Linked DNA regions of Homo sapiens: region 2 is linked to region 1. The links are chromatin loops, found by intact Hi-C in ENCODE. Cell type or tissue: PC-3. All regions are shown on one strand. Each heading gives the region's core, and the rest is flanking DNA. Links, peaks and the distances in the headings are about the cores only. Region 1 overlaps LIMS1 (LIM zinc finger domain containing 1). Region 2 overlaps GCC2-AS1 (GCC2 antisense RNA 1).

Region 1 (8,782 bases), core at 499-8,498:
CCAAAGTGTTGTGTTTTCCAAAGTCCAATTTTTTTTGACTGGTTTAACTAACATTCATTTTGAGATGATTCCAAATTTTGTAACAAAAACAACTTATATTTGAATTTTCACCTTTATAATTTTAAAAAATCTATTCTGTAGCCCTGAGATTTGGACAAAATGGTAATTATGTTATTTTATGGATATTAAAGCTGAATATAAAGAATTTTTATCGAACCAAGATGTCACAGCTCTTATAGTAAGTGGCATGATTAAGACTATAATTTTACTTGTACTCAGTGTACCTTCTACCACTATATAATGTTTCCAAGCATATGAACTTATTACTAGTCTGTATCTATGGTTTTCAGTGATGTTAAATGTGTTTTTAAAAATTTTATTAATATGTAATACACAAGAGTGCAAAAATCTTAAGTGCACAACTTAGGAATTTTCACAAAGCAAAAGCATGGTCAAATGATTTGGACTATGAATTAATATTAAAATACAATGAATTTAATATTGGATGCCTAGAGTCTCTTGATTCCAGAGAAATACATTTATTTTTAAACTTGTGTTACACTTCCCTGAATACTCATTTGAAGTGTTTCTGATTTCCTCATTTGCTCATTTGTTTGACAGTATTCACAGCGAGCCTGCCCTCTGCCAGGCATGACTGGCATGGGGCACAGCTGTGAACAGGAATCATCACTTGTAACTTGAGGTCAGACTAAAGGACACAGGCAAATTCCTGTGGAGCAAGAGGGCCTTCCGGAGAACTTCCCAGAGGAAGCGACCTCTTGACTGAGTCCGAGTGTGAATGGGAATCATCCCAAGAAGAGTTTAGGGAGGAAGGCAAGAGGCACCAGGCCAGGAGGGCTGTTGAGATGTGACAGGCAGATCCGCAGGGCTGCAGCCTGTGCAGTGAGGGCTGGAGCTGGGGGATGCCGGGTGGGAGCAAGGACAGCCAGGTCCGTTTTTACTGGCACTGTAGTTTCCTTGATTATCAACAACAGGAATAGACTCAGGCAAACAGAAGCTTCAAAGAAATTTACTGGAAAAATACTGGGGTTGCTCCCAGAATTGAAGAATGGGCTGAACTTACAGGTCTCTGAGAAGGGCAAACAACTAGGGCTTTCCCGGTGTCTCTGCAGAACTTGTGGGATGTCTCTATAGAGCAGTGCTCTGAGTTGACTTCCTCTAACTGCAGGGTGTTAGTCTCTACTCAGATTTCTAGTCTTTGAGAAATAGTATCTGATTAACTTAGTTCAAGTCCATAGTCCAAATGGACCAGGACCAGTCATTGTGGCCAGAGGATAGGAAGAAGCACCATGCCTAGTCAATCAAGGTAGGTGACTGTTAGGTGGTCAGGACAACTAGATCTGTTACCTGAAACAGAGAGTGGACGACATGGGTACCCATGTGGATGACATGACCACCCAGAAGGCAGTGTTACGGTAGCTCAGAGAAGAGGTGGTTTGGGAACAGTGATTAGGAAAGAGGGATGTTCAGAGGCCAGTTACAAGGCTGTTGCATTAATCCACATAGGAGGTGATGGTGCCAGAAGTAGATGCAGCCTGTACAGATATAAAGTAGTAAATCGATTCAGAAACAGTTAAGAGGCAGAGAAGAAAGGACTTTGCAGCTGGACATTGGGAGGTGTGTGAGGATGATTAAGTTGTTGAAGATGACTCTCAGGTTTCTCGCTTGGACTAGAACCATTGTGTTCATAGTGGTCCCTTGCATGGAGGAGAGAGAGTTTCAGGAGGGGGATGGGGCTTTCATTCAGTTATGAAGTAATAAGTTGGAGTATCTAAGCAGACCACATTTAATTTAAGAACACTTGGGTATGAACAACACTTCCCCATTAAATTACTTGTGGGGTTCCAGCTCTGCCATCAGGGCCCTCTCACTCCAGCATCGTGGCCTCTGCCAAGGTTGTTACTCTCTTTTTGTGTCCCTGGGCTGCTGAAATCTTCTCACCGTATTGCCATGGAATTTGTAACGTGCTTCCTTCTGCTTCCCTACCTTAGGCAGGTTTGGGTCTGAGTGGGTTTTGGAATGAGTATTGTTAAAGGAAGTTAAAATGAAGACCAGGCCTGTGAAATCTCTGAGCGCACAAAACCAGTTAGGCCTTATATGTTACCTCAGCCTTGCTTAAATTGCAGACATAAGCAGAACAAGTAGAGTCATTTTGATAAATGTTTATGTTAGAAGTAAAACTTAACCCCCGCCAGTCGTAAGCTGCCAACTAACATATGACTAAGTGACTAGGGGCTTTCCAACAAGGTACCTAAAAAAAGGCAATTCTGTAATTTCAAATCAATCAAATAATTTCTTTATTTTGCTTCTACGTTTCCCAGTAAATACTTGTCTCTGACTTTTTGTCATTGGGACACTAAAACTTTTTTCGTCTGGTGTTCCCCAATTCATGAATTGCTTCTTACTCAAATAAACTCTTTAAAATTGTATTGTTCCTCAGATTTTTCTTTTATAGTAACTTTCCCAAACTCAGAAAGGCCCCCAGAGCTTAGGGGCTTTTAGGACTAAGTGCTGCTATTTAGGGCTCTTTCTTAGATGTTATTATGTTTAGAAGAGGCTTGCTATAGGCTGGGCACGGTGGCTCATGCCTGTAATCCTAGCACTTTGGGAGGCCGAGGCAGGCAGATCACCTGAGGTCAGGAGTTCAAGACCAGCCTGACCAACGTGGTGAAACCCCATCGCTACTAAAAATACAAAATTACTCGGGAGTGGTGGCGCATGCCTGTAATCCCAGCTACTAGGGAGGCTGAGGCAAGAGAATTGCTTGAACCCAGGAGGCAGAGGTTGCAGTGAGCCAAGATTGTGCCATTGGACTCCAGCCTGGGCAACAAGAGTGAAACTCCATCTCAAAAAAAAAAAAAACAAACAAAAAATACTTGCTATATGATGACACTGTTTTCTTGATATAGTCAGAGTTTGAAAATATTTCAAGTTGGGGACTTCTTTGATTAAAATGTAAAGTTGATAAATGAATTTAGTTACAGTGCTTTAGTTTTACTAGTATTCAATGTTGTGTGATATTGATGAGTTAAGTCAAACCCTGACAAGCGGTTCCCTTAGGTACTTCAGTGAGTACTTCTAGCATTAATGCTTAATGGCCTCAGAAATCCTCTGGGTCTGTCGTCCTCAGCAGATCTGAAACTGTTCCCTAAGGAGCAAGTGGGAACTTGTGGAGCATTTTTAGTTTATCTCGATGGTTTCAGGAAAGGGGTACCATAGGCACTAAATGGCCTGAGGCCAGAGATGCTGAATGTCATGAAGTATGCATCCACAGGACTTTGATGCTGGTTAAAAACGTAAGAAAGAAAAACACCTTTGTATAATGATGAACATAGAACCTAACTGTGTTTAGGTTGACATCATCAGGTTTAGGTTGATATCTGTTTCAGATATCATCGGCTGGGCGCAGTGGCTCACACATGTAATCCCAGCACTTTGGGAGGCCAAGGTCGGTGGATCACTTGAGTCCAGGAGTTCGAGACCAGCCTGGCCACATGTTGAAACCCCATTTCTACTAAAAATATGAAAATTTGCTAGGTGTGGTGGCATGTGCCTGCAGTCCCAGCTACTTGGGAGGCTAAGGTGGAAGGATTGTTTGAATCCAGGAGGCAGAGGTTGCAGTGAGCCAAGATCATACCACTGCCTGGGCACTCAAGCCTGGGCAACAGAACAAGATGTTGTCTCAAAATAAAAATAAAAAAGATACCATCATGAAGTACTTTTCAACAGTTTCAATAAGCACTAAGTTTTCTGGGAATGCCATGAAATTATAAATTGAGTGAAGGATGAAATTTGCTTGGACTTTATGCTTTATTTTCATAGGTGGTACTAACATTACCACCTATGAACATTTTGCCCTTAATTGTTCCTTTATATTCTATTTAGAAACTCAAATCCTTTAAGACAATGGTTAGAATATATTAAAAAGGGGTGTTTTTTGTTGTTTTTTTGTTTTGTTTTGTTTTTTAGATGGAGTTTCATTCTTATTGCCCAGGCTGGAGTGCAGTGGCGTGATCTCAGCTCACTCCAACCTCTGCCTCCCGAGTTCAAGCAATGCCTCAGCCTCATGAGTAGCTGGGATTACAGGCGCGCACCACCACGCCTGGCTAATGTTTGTATTTTTTTTTTTTTTTTAGTAGAGAGGGGTCTCACCATGTTAGGCAGGCTGGTCTCGAACTCCTGACCTCAGATGATCTGCCCGCCTAGGCCTCCCAAAGTGCTGGGACCACAGGCGTAAATCACCACGCCTGGCCCAAAGGGTTTTGTTTTTAAATGAGAGATGGTTAGTAAACTAATGTTTTCCTGAGTGACATAGGGCATATACATAGAGATGAGCATATACATAGAGATGAGTATGATGAACATTTGGGGTTATAAATGACTTTCATAACAAGGACCTATGAAGAGTATATAAAGGTGGAGACACTGATTAGCACTTGATAGATTGGGTAAATCAAGTTAGGTGAAATTATCCCAGATTTTTTTAAAGTCCCGGGAGGAAAAGATACGCAAGTGTATTGGGCATTGAACAAATTTTTTAAATAAAGATCTATGTCCATTCAGAATAGTCTGTGGAAAGCATTTATCCTGTTATTTTGTTGTTGCTGTTTCTTTTTTTTTTTTTTGAGATGGAGTCTTACTCTCGCTCAGGCTGGAGTGCAGTGGTGTGATCTCAGCTTACTGCAACCTCTGCCTCCTGGGTTCAAGCGATTGTCCTGCCTCAGCCTCCCGGGTAACTGGGACCACAGGCGCCCACCACCACGCCTGGCTAACTTGTATTTTTTAGTAGAGATGAGGTTTCACCATGTTGGCCAGGCTGATTTTGAACTCCTGACCTCAAGTGATCTGACCGCCTCGGCCTCCCAAAGTGCTGAGATTACAGGCGTGAACCACTGCACCTGGCTGTTGTTGCTGTTTCTATGTGAGACTGATAAAGGACAAAAAGAAGATGGCAAGGGATGGATGGAAAAGGCTGGTTCTTCTCTCAGGGTTCCCAGACCATAGCTGGAGATAACCCAGGGTTGTAGCTCCATCTGCTGGAGAGAAGCAAACCCACTCTTACATAGTCTATAAATGAAAGTGATCTCTCCACAATCACAGTGAGCCAGCCTGTGTTTGCTAAGCACTTGCTGTGCACTGTGTAACACTTTGTCAGGCTTAGGGTAACAGAGGAAAAACATAGACATGTTCCCTGTTCCCACCATGCTTAGCTCTGAGAGGCCTTCTGCTGTCAAGAAGACTTATTTTAGCTGGTGTGCTTTTGCATTCTAGGTTTCCCCCTAGACTTTTCCTTGGGTGACTTTTAAAGCCACGTAACCTCATTCTGAGCTTCCTGTTCCTTATTAGAGGTAAGGAATAACAGTGCCCCTCCTATAGGCCTCAGTTTAGCTAAACTTTATTAAGTATCTAGTGTGTCTGCTAGGCAGAGGCCCAAGGAGCATAAAGATGAGTAGGAATCTAGTCCCTGCCCTCCACAAGGTTAGAAACAGGAGCTCATAAAATGATCCTCGCGGAGTAAATGAGAATGTATAACGGGATCCCTGAGGAGGAGTGCGGGATCCAGGCAGGAGAGTCGACTAGGAAGGTATGGACAGGTTTTCTGAGTTGTTTGAGGATGTGAGCATTAGCGAAGGGAAGCCCTTCCCAGCCGAGGTCAGCGTGAGCAGCAGCATGGAGATGAGGGCCTGTGTGGTATGTGTATGTCCCTCTTAGGCTGTGTAAAGTGAGCGGCAGGAAGTGTCCAGGGATGAGGGTTTGGGGACATAGATGGAGCCAGGTAGGGCCTGGAGCAGTAGCTCACGCTTGTAATCCCAGCACTTCGGGAGGCCAAGATGGGCAGATCATTTGAGGTCAGGAGTTCGACACCAGCCTGGCAACATGGTGAAACCCTGTCTCTACCAAAAATACAAAAATTAGCCGAGCGTGGTGGCACGTGCCTGTTGACCCAGCTACTTGGGAGGCTGAGGCAGGAAAATGACTTGAACGTAGGAAGTGGAGGCTGCAACGAGCTGAGATCACTCCATTGCCCACCAGCCTGGGCAACAGAGCATGACTCCGTCTCAAAAAAAAAAAAAAAAAAAAAGGCGGGGCCAGGCGATATAGGGTTTTGTGTGTTACCTTAAGGGATGCTGACTGTCCTCAGTGCAGTAGAGAATTTAAGCAGGGTAGTGATAGCAGGTTCCTTAGACCGCTTGCTGGCTGTGTCTGTTGGATTTGATTGAAGGGGACCAGGCTGGAGACAGGGACTCCATCTAGGAGGCTGCGGCATGCCTGCTTGGATAACGTCGCCATGCCTGAGAGAGGGCACATTAAGATGAAGAATTGGATTTAGGCATGGTGGGGAGGGGAGTTTATTTTAGGCATCATGAGTTTGAGTTGCCTGTGACGATATCTGTATGGAGACATCAGCAGACAATTTGATGTATGATTGCGAAGTTTAAGAAGGTCCAGCCAGTGCCACTAACAGGGAGGAAGTAGTTGAGCCATGAGATTTGTTGAAGTCATCAGGGAGAATGTGCGCAATGAGAGGAGCAGAAAGCCAAGGTCAGGCTGGGGAGTAGCCATACCTACAGCCAGGCAGAGGCTCTTGCAAAAGAGATGGTGATGGGATGACAAGAGGGATAAAAGTACGGTGGTCTGGAAGCCAAGGGAATAGAAAATTCCCAGGAAAGCATCATTTAAAAATGTCAAATGTAAGATAAGGACTGAAAAATGCCTTCTGGATTTGGCTTTTAAGAGCTGTGACTGTAAGAGGTGTTTCCAGATTGCAGTAGGTTGATGAGTAAATAGGAGTTGAGATAACTTTTAGAAAATGGTGTCTGAGGCCGGGCGTGGTGGCTCATGCCTGTAATCCCAGCACTTTGGGAGGCCGAGGCAGGCGAATCATGAGGTCAGGAGATCGAGACCATCCTGGCTAACACGGTGAAACCCCATCTTACTAAAAATACAAAAAATTAGCCGGGTGTTGTGGAGGGTGCCTGTAGTCCCAGCTACTCCGGGGGCTGAGGCAGGAGAATGGCGTGAACCCAGGAGGCGGAGCTTGCAGTGAGCTGAGATTGCGCCACTGCACTCCAGCCTGGACGACAGAGCGAGACTCCGTCTCAAAACACAAAAAAAAACAAAAAAACAAACAAAAAAAGAAAATGGTGTCTGAAAAGAGAGAGCTGTGATGGTAGCTGGAGAGTGACTCAAGATAGACTCATTTTAACGTAGCAGAAACTGGAGCCTATTTACAAACTCTTCGGGGGAAAGAGCCCAAAAAGAAGGAAAGTGGCTGTCTGGATGTGAGTTTATGGACTGACATCAAACAGACCTTGTTGGGACTGAAGGCCTGAAGAGTAAGCATATAGGTGGGAGGTAGTTGAAAGAGAACTTTCCAGATAAACTGTTTTCTTCATGAATAAGTAATAAAGTAATATCTGCTGAGAGAAGAAAGGGATGAGGTCGATTACGAGAAGACCTTCAAGCATGGTACGTCCTTATGCGAGTGGCGCATGGCTTCAAGAGGAGGGTTGATGGGACCCATCCATGAGTAGAGAAGTTAACAACAATGCCAGTCTGCCCAGGATGTTCTGCTGGGACTCAGAAAAACATCCAGTTTCCTTCCTTTAGATTTTAACTGCAGCATCACGAGCTGCCTTCCTAGAGGGAATTTTGTATTTTGGGGCTGTAGCTCAGAAGACTTCCATTCTCTTTTCCCTCTCCCAAGAGAGATCGCAGCTGCTTCCCGGGGTTTATGTCCATGACATAGGACTGTCCCTGCTGGGAATGGGGGAGGGAACTGCTTCCCACTCGAAAGCAGCCTTTTCACTTCCAGCTTCCATCTGCCTTCCACTCCCACCTCCCAAAATAAAGTAAATAAATCAAAGCCAGAAAAACATTCTGGCTGGAATTTTATTACATTCAGTATTGTGTGAGAGCTCCCAAACTAGCTGGGACCGTTGGATTTCAGAGTACGTGAAGGTGAAGCCTGTGAGGTTCCCCCAGGAGTGCTGGGCAGAACCCTGAGTTTTAGAACTCCCTCTGCCTTTAGCTTGTCTTGGATGTGCTTTTCCACTCTTTCAAGCACTAAACCCTTCCCTGTAAATAGTCACCTGCCAGGGTGCCCTCAGGTTATAGCTTGTCACCAGCTCTAAGAGTGGCTAGTACCCAGTCTCAGTGTTGGATAACAAGCAAAAGTGATGAGTTGTTTTCTTGGGGTTTGTGTGTGTGTGTGTGTGTGTGTGTGTGTGTGTGTGTGTGTGTGTGTGTGTTTGGTTTGTTGTGGTGGTATGTTTTTGTTTTTGTTTTTTCAGAGACATGGTCTCCCTATGTTGCCTAGTCTGGGCCTGAACTCCTGGGCTCAAGTGATCTCCTATGTCGGCCTCCCAGAGCACTGAGATTACAGGCAAGTGTAAGCCACTGCACCTGGCCGTTTTCTTGTTTTTAAAGATTAACCTCAGGCCCTAGTTATGTTACCATCCTAGAAATGCAGTTATCCTAAAAATGATTCCTCTATAATAAAGGAATTGGGTAAAGGAGCTTTCTTGCTGTATTTTCAGTGAATTCAGGCAAGGACACCCTCATTCATGGAAGGGGAAGGCTGAATTAATTGCTCTCAAGTTCTTTCTTACCTTCAACTAAATTAGATCCCTTTATTCTCCAGTGGAAACTTGGCACTGAGGAGTCCCAGGAGGTGACTCAGTCGGATATGTGAGGCCTTAGCACCACTGGCCTTGCTGCTTCTGCACTGTGTCTGTCAGGGATATCTGGGACAGAAAGA
Region 2 (8,760 bases), core at 1-8,000, 70 kb before region 1:
CTGGGACTACAGGCGCCCGCCACCATGCCCGGCTAATTTTTTGTATTTTTAGTAGAGACGGGGTTTCACCGTGTTAGCCAGGATGGTCTCGATCTCCTGGAGGTAATTAATTTCTTTGGATGTTTGGACTAGGATATGGGGAGAGACAGAGCAGAAAGAGAAACACAGATGCCACAAGAAGGAGGAACAGAGCTAACCCTGCATAGGACTGGACACAGCAGCCAGACCAAGAGAGGCATCTAGTGAGAAGCAGCTCTTCAGCCCTGGGCCTGGTGCACACATCACTCCTTGGTTTCTAAGAACCAAATTTGGCCCAGCACAGTGCCTCATGCCTGTAATCCCAGCACCTTGGGAGGCCAAAGCGGGTAGATCATGAGGTCAAGAGATCAAGACCATCCTGGCCAACATGGTGAAACCCCATCTCTACTAAAAACACACAAAAAATCAGCTGGGCATAGTGGTGTGCACCTGTAGTCCCAGCTACTTGGGAGGCTGAGGCAGGAGAATCACTTGAACCCGGGAGGCAGAGTCCAGTGAGCCAAGATCACACTACTGCACTCCAGCCCGGTGACAGAGTGAGACTCCGTCAAAAAAAAGCCAAATTCATACAGTCCCTGAGGAGTGGGAACTGATGCACATCTCTTGTATACAATAAGCTATGCTTGTGCTCTGAACGGTGTAAGATTGAGAATTGTATTCCTTTAAAGAAAGTTCGGCAGAACTGTAACTGAATTACTAACAAGGCACTGAGAAGGCATACCATACTTTGTATTCTTTTTAAAGTCCCTGTTAGGTGGTGGTGTAGCTGGAAGTGTATAGTATTGAGGATGTAAAGTTTCCCCTAAAAAATTTTTGGTATTTGGCGAATGGCATAACACATCAAAAAATTGGTTGTATCATATGATTAAATTGCAACGTGATGATTTCAACTTGGTGGAAGACTTCTGCTTCGTCTTGGTATCTGAAAATCCCCTTTGCTTCAAACTTAATACACACCAAGGAGAACAACCTGATACAAGTTTGCAAGTGTCTTTGAGCTAATGGTTTTTCGTGGGTATTAAAAAGCATTGGGTTATTTATGTATAATTACGTAGAAAGAAAATGTTCCATTCAAGATACGGTTACACGAAAAGGCATCTAGTTGGGACCTTCAAATTATTACTTATATACCTACAGAAAATTCCTATAAATAGGCCGGGCGCGATGGCTCACACCTGTCATCCCGGCACTTAGGGAGGCCAGGGTGGGCAGATCACCTGAGGTCAGGAGTCCAAGACCAGCCTGGCCAATATGGTGAAAACTTGTCTCTACGAAAAATACAAAAATTAGCCAGGCATGTTGGCCCATGCCTGTAGTCCCAGCTACTCAGCAGGCTGAGGTAGGAGAATCACTTGAACTCGGGAGGGGAGGCTGCAGTGAGCCAAGATCACACACCACTGCACTCCAGCCTGGGCAACAAAGTGAGACCCCCATCTCAAATAAGGAAAGAAAATTCCTATGAAGAAACACTATACCTCTGAGTTTCAATAATAGAGATGATTAACCCAGTTTCCCTGCAAGGATGTGCTCACTGTGAACAGATGTAGTGGTTACCACTCCAGATGTCTGCCTAGCATTTGAGACAACAGTCCCTGTCACCCCTGCCTCTCTCTGGGAACTTCTGCCCCACCACCATACAGAGGGGCAGTAGGCCCAGCCATAATCAACTGAAACAGATACAGAGTTATGACCTGAGCCTAGGCAATTAGGTTTTCTCAGGAATATGGATCTGGGACTAAAGAACTCAGCATCTTCCTGTGACTGGAATTGTAGCATGTAAGTACAGAAGCTTTGGAGTGCCCAGAAAGAGCAGAGAAAGCCAGCCAAGAGAGTGCCAGGTTTAAGTTGACAGAAGAGGTCAACAAAATCGTGAAGTGAGTGTTCTGGGGACCTGAGAGTCAAGGGACTGGATTCTGTACAATGTCTCTGCATCATCATAGTAAACTTTCTACACATGCTTTGAAAGTAAATATCAGATAATTTGGAGCACAGTATAATGGTAAAGTATAAAATGTGAACTTACACAAGTACACCACAATTTCCGCCTCACTGACGAATAACTTGGGGCATGTTCTTCTTGACTGCTCGGAGCCCCCATTTCTTTATCTGTAAAAAGGAAATAAATTACATAGCTGTGAGTTATTGGATGACATCATAAAACCCAGCACAGAGGGCTGGACGCGGTGGCTCACGCCTGTAATCCCAGCACTTTGGGAGGCCACGGTGGGCGTATCACGAGGTCACGAGATCGGGACCATCCTGGCTAACATGGTGAAACCCTGTCTCTACTAAAAATACAAAAAATCAGCCAGGTGTAGTGGCGGGTGCCTGTAGTCTCAGCTACTTGGGAGGCTGAGGCAGGAGAATGGCGTGAACCCAGAAGGCAGAGCTTGCAGTGAGCCAAGATTGCACCACTGCACTCCAGCCTGGGCAACAGAATAAGACGCCATCTCAAAAACAAACAAACAAAAAAAAGCCAGCACAGAGTAGGCATGCCAGCATTCTCTCCCTTCTCAGCCTGCAAAAAGATTTATCAATTTACCTCATTTTCTTCTGTTCCTTGTTCTGACCTCAGTGCATGACCCATAGCACCAAGTGTTACTGTCGTTTATGAGTGAACAATTGAGTTAATAAGGAAATAAATTGAATGTTTTCTAACATTTTGACCTTAACTTATTTTTTAAAACTTTGTACCTCCCAGAGCTGGGAAGAGATTCCAGATTTCCCGACTTAGTCCAGAATGATGACTAATGCTGGACTTCGTCTATAGCTCTTATTGAAATGTCAGAAAACATTTTTTTCCCCAAAAACTATTAACTGATAAATTTATAGCATCAAACTGCATTTTTTAAAGGAGGCTTTTTGTTTTTTCTTTTTTGAGAGAGAGAGAGTCTTGCTCTGTCAACCCAGGCTGGAGTGCCTTGGCATAGTGTCAGTTCTCTGCAATCTCTGCCTCCCGGTCTCAGGTGATTCTCCTGCCTCAGCCTCCCAAGTAGCTGGGACTACAGGTGTGCACCACCACATCCAGCTAATTTTTGTTTGTTTGTTTTTGGTAGAGACGAGGTTTTGCCATGTTACCTAGGCTGATCTTGAACTCCTGGACTCAAGTGATCCACCCACCTCGGCCTCCCAAAGTGCTGAGATTTCAGGTGTGAGCCACCACACCTGGCCAAAAGAGACTTTTTTTTTTTTTTTTTTTTGAGACGAGTGTCGCTCTGTCGCCAGGCTGGAGTACAGTGGCATGGTCTCAGCTCACTGCAACCTCCACCTCCTGGGTTCAAGTGATTCTCCTGCCTCAGCCTCCGGAGTAGCTGGGACTACAGGCACGGGCCACCACGCCCGGCTAATTTTTTGTATTTTTAGTAGAGATGGAATTTCACTGTGTTAGCCAGGATGGTCTTGATCTCCTGACCTCGTGTTCTGCCCACCTTGGCCTCCCAAAGTGCTGGGATTACAGGCGTGAGCCATCGCGCCCAGCCCATGCGCAGCTAATTTTTTTTTTTTTTTGGATTTTAGTAGAGACAAGGTTTCACCATGTTGCCCAGGCTGTTCTTGAACTCCTGAGTGCAGGCAATCCGCCCACCTCACCCTCCCAAAGTGCTAGGATTACAGGTGTTTGGTTTTTTGTTTGGTTTTCAAGCAACCTTTCTAAATTTTGCTATGCTCACTCTTTCTTCACATGTTGGTACTGGCTAGATACAGATTTTGCTTTCCTATTGGAGACTTTTGAGAGCTGGCTATCCCCTCTTGCTCCTTTTCTTTTTTCTCTTCCCTACTTCCAAGTTTCTTGCTCTTTTTCTTACCCCATAAGTTACCAGAAATTCATACGCCCTTGAGAGCGCTTTTTGTTTGAACTTCAGTCTTTGGTTTCATCAACTTTTCTAAGGAAATTGATCTGTTAATGAAAGTTGGCTTGCTTGACTTCAGAATATCTGTATTATTCAGTGATATGTGTTTTTCTGGTTGCTTTGTTTGAGCACAGTGTAAATATCACCCATTGCATAGCTTTGGCAGTGACATAAATCTAGCAGCGTAAGATTGAGAAAAGCTAGAAGTCCCACCACAGATTGTATTTCAGTGAAAGGGATTCTTTTTAACTGCTTATAAAACTAAAGAAAACTTATAAACATGGAAAACAATTATTAAACCCACCATATGCTCATACTGATATTAAATGGTGTGCCGGATTCTAGTAAGAGTTACCTTTTGGTAAGAGCACTGCTTGTTAACTATAGTTGATTGCTTTAGATGTCTAGTGTGTACACAAAAGCATGAATTTTATTCCTTATAACCAAAGTAGAAACCTACTCTGAGCAATTTGACAAAAGGTTTACATTATTTATTTTAGTGTTGTTTAAGATTACAGTAAGATGCAATTCCCAAAGAGTGAAATATAAGGCTGGGCGTGGTGATCACGCCTGTAATCCTAACACTTTGGGAGGCTGAGGCGGGTGGATCACCTGAGGTCAGGAGTTCAAGACCAGCCTGGCCAACATGACGAAACCCCGTCTCTACTAAAAATACAACAATTAGCCAGACGTGGTGGTGTGCACCTGTAATCCCAGCTACTAGGGAGGCTGAGGCAGGAGAATCACTTGAACCTGGGTGGGGCAGAGGCTGGAGTGAGCTGAGATCATGCCATTGCACTCCAGCCTGGGCGCACTCTGAAAAAAAAAAAAAAAGTGCAATACAACTTTTCACAAAATATGGAACTGTGGTAGTCTAGAACAACGTCTCAATATACCTCCTACACTAAGTATAATAGTAAATATCTGTATTTGGTGGCATAATATGCTCTTAGTGTAAACCAAAAACACATGCTGAGCATTGGACATTGTCCAATGTTTAATTCATATGATTCATTCTGAGTTTCTGACTGAGATCATTCTTTCAGACTATGTCTATTTGTCCTGGGACCCATAAAATATGCAGCCCTAACATGATTTCATTTTTGTTTCCTTTCCTGGAAAAGGAGAAATCATTCAGATCAGCTTTCATATTGCCTTATAGACAATGACTTCAAAATAGTTTGAAAGGGACTCCTTTGTTCTAGAACTGCTCTAACACAGTAGCCACTAGCCACATGTGGCTATTGAAAGATTGAAATGTGGTTATTCCAAATCAGGATGTACAGTAAATATAAAATACACACCAGATTTCAAAGGCTTACATGAAAAAAGTAATGTGAAATATCTCACTAGTAGTTTTTATAGTGATTACATGTTGAAATTTTAACATTGTGAACATATTAGTTTAAATAAAATATATTGTGAAAATTAATTTCATGTTTCTATTTACTTTTGATAAAAGTACTACTAGAGGCTGGGTGTGTTGGCTCACTTCTGTAATCCCAGCACTTTGGGAGGCTGAGGTGGGAGGATCACGAGGTCAGGAGACCGAGACCATCCTGGCTAACACGGTGAAACCCCGTCTCTACTAAAAACACAAAAAATTAGCCAGGCGTGTTGGCAGGCGCCTGTAGTCCCAGCTACTAGGGAGGCTGAGGCAGGAGAATGGCGCGAACCCGGGAGGCGGAGCTTGCAGTGAGCCGAGATCGTGCCACTGCACTCCAGCCTGGGCTTCAGAGCGAGACTCCGTCTCAGAAAAAAAAAAACACTACTAGCACATTTTTAAATTACTTGTAGTGATCTCATTTGTACCACATTACATTTCAATCGTATACTGCTTTTCTAAAGAGTCACTGCTAAGCCCTGAAATTAACTCCAAATACCTCCCTGGAATACAGTGCCAAGGCAGGGGCTTCCTTGAACTTCAACCTCTAAAACTAAGCAAGAATTGAGAAATATCTTCTGATTTGAAAAATATTCACTCCCCAATCCTAATACATCAATTACATATTATTTGGGGGCTAACTAAGCTCCTATTTTAAAATGTAAATTGAAGAAATTAGGCCAGAGTCACTCCCATCTTAGTGCCAGTCATATAATCAGATAATTAGATTGCTCTTTCCCTAAAGCCTGTTTAGTTTTCTTGTTTGCTGGTTTTGTTGTTGTTGGGTTTTTTAATTTGTTTTTGTTGTTGTTGTTGTTGTTTTTGAGATGGATACTCACTGTGTCACCCAGGCTAGAGTGCAGTGGCATGATCTCTGCTCACTGCAACCTCCAACTCCTGGGTTCAAGCGATTCTCCTGCCTCGGCCTCCTGAGTAGCTGGGACTATAGTTGCATGCCACCACGCCCGTCTAATTTTTTTGGGTTTTTTTGTTTTTTTTGTTTGTTTTGAGACAGAGTCTCACTGTTTCCCAGGCTGGAGTGCAGTGGCACGATCTCGGCTCACTGCAACCTCCACTTCCGAGGTTCAAGCAATTCTCCTGCCTCAGCCTCCCAAGTGGCTGGGACTACAGGTGCATGCCATTATGCCTGGCTAATTTTTTGTATTTTTAGCAGAGATGGGGTTTCGCCATGTTGGCCAAACTGGCCTCAAACTTCTGGCCTCAGGTGATCCACCCGTCTCAGATCAAAGTGCTGGGATTACAGGCATGAGCCACCACTCACAGCTCGCTAAGGCCTTTTGCCAAGACAAATTAGCTCTTAGAGAACCACAGGATTCCTTTTGTAATGTATTACAAACTAAAGTCTTACCTACTCTTGAAGAGTAGAAAACATGAAAAAGTTCTATGTTAGCCCTTAGAATAATTAAAAATTCATAAGCTCTGAAATAAATACAGGTAATAAAATCATTGCATATGACAAAACAAAGTTTAAATTGGCGTTTGTAAACTCTGCATGAAAGCCAGGTTTCTCACTACTAGAAAAAGAAAAAAAGTTATAAATAAGCCAAGGAGAATTCCAGAATGAATCCTGTGGTGCCAAATATATGTTAACTACAAGGAATAACAGTGACCTTACACTGGAAACACCGTAACCATGGGCCAAGGTTAAAGATATAACAGCTTTCTCACACCCCTTGCACAGCTACCCCCAATGTTAACATAACTGTTAACAAATTATCAAAACTAAGAAATTAGTCTTGGTATAGTATCACTAACTAAACTCCAGACCTCAGTCAGGTTTTCCCAGTCTTTACTTCAGTGTCCTTCCTCTGTTTCAGGATTCAATCCATGATCCTTGACACTTGGTACTTTGTCAGATGTCCCGCTGTATGGGTTTGTTTGATGTTTTCCCATGATTAGGGATAGACACTGCAAGACTCAGAGCTACTTTACAAAGAAGCCTCTAGGGAGCTCCCCAGAGAAGACAGGGGAGACAACACAGGGACACTAGAGGAAATTTTAGCCTCTGACATCCATGACTATATAGCAAAGAGTAAACAAAGCCTAACTCCTAGCCAGAGAAACACAAAATCTCATACTAAAGCCTTATTTAACTCAGTTCCTTTCACCCAGTACATCATATACAGCCTCAAACAAAAAATTACAAAGCATACTAAAAGACAAGAAACCCCACACTTTGAAGAGACAGAGGAAGCATCAGAACCAGACTCAGATATGAAAGAAATATTGGAAGTATCCAACCAGGAATTTAAAATAACTAAGATTAACATGCTAGGGGCTCTAATGTAAAAACGGCATAACATGCAAGAACAGATGGGTAATGTAAGCAAAGAGATAAAAACACTAAGAAGAAATAAAAATGAAATACTAGAAATAAAAAACACCATAACAGAAATGAAGAATGCCTTTGATGGGTTCATCAAAAGAATGGATATGGCCAATGAAAGAATCAGTGAGCTCGAAGAGATGTCAATAGATACTTCAAAAGCGGACACACAATGAGAAAAAAGAATGAAAAAGAAAAAACAGAACAAGAGTCAAGAACTGTGAGACAATTACAAAAGGTGGAACGTGGAGACTTTTTGGAAATACCAGAAAGAGAAGAAAAAGAGAAAGAAAGCTGGGCATGGTGGCTCAGGCCTATAATCCCAGCACTTTGGGAGGCCGAGGCGGGCAGATCACAAAGTCAGGAGATTGAGACCATCCTGGCTAACACGGTGAAACCCTGTCTCTACTAAAAATACAAAAAATTAGCGGGGCATGGTGGCAGGTGCCTGTAGTCCCAGCTACTTGGGAGACTGAGGCAGAAGAATGGTGTGAACCTGGGAGGCAGAGCTTGCAGTGAGCTGAGATCATGCCACTGCACTCCAGCCTGGGCAACAGTGCAAGACTCCGTCTCAAAAAAAAAAAAAAAAAAAAAGAAAAAAAGAGAAAGAGAAAGAAACAGAAGAAACATCTGAAGCAACAGTGACTGAAAATTTCCCCAAATTAATGATAGATAACGCTATGGTCTGAATGTTTGTGTCTCCTCAAAAGTTATATTGAAACTTAATCCTCAATATGATAGTACTGAGGTGGGGCTTTTGGGAGTCAATCAGGTTATGAGGGCTCTATCCTCAGGACAGAGATTAATGCACTTATGAAAGAAGCCCCAGGGAATTAGCTAGCCCCTGACACCATGTGAGGACAAAGCCAGAATGTGTCATCTATGAGGAAGCAGGGCCTCACCAGACACGGCTAAGTGCCTTGGTCTTGGACATCACAGCCCCTAGAACTGTGAGAAATAAATTTCTGTTGTTTATAAACTCTCCAGTTTATGATATTTTTGTCACAGCAGCCCAAATGAACTAAGGTAGACATAAAGGAACAGATCCAGGAAGCTCAAAAAACACCGTATAGGATAAATAACAAAAATGCTACGTCGAGGTATATCTTTTTTTTTTTTTTCTAAGGTGGAGTTTCGCTCTT

The links. A loop is a pair of places that touch in the nucleus more often than their neighbours do. Peaks named below come from ENCODE experiments on the same cell type or tissue, not always from the same donor. Only the 100,000 strongest peaks of a DNase experiment are listed, where the experiment ranks them.
Region 2: it touches region 1 in a loop (12-fold over the local background); 2 of 110 quality-filtered maps call a loop at or near these places.

Annotation. Positions count from the first base shown.
Region 1 is chr2:108,579,069-108,587,850 of GRCh38, forward strand. All of the region lies in intron 1 of LIMS1 (LIM zinc finger domain containing 1), which reads left to right. Among named protein-coding and RNA genes, the nearest start is that of LIMS1, 49 kb to the left of the region's middle. In PC-3, for the core only: a CTCF peak has its summit at 5,056 (motif pointing left); a DNase peak (open chromatin) is centred at 5,053; H3K27ac peaks cover 2,028 bases.
Region 2 is chr2:108,509,868-108,518,627 of GRCh38, forward strand. GCC2-AS1 (GCC2 antisense RNA 1) reads right to left here. Exons shown (of 3, transcript NR_135290.1): 2 at 2,063-2,145. Among named protein-coding and RNA genes, the nearest start is that of GCC2-AS1, 20 kb to the right of the region's middle. In PC-3, for the core only: no CTCF peak of the experiment used is centred there; no DNase peak of the experiment used is centred there; H3K27ac peaks cover 997 bases.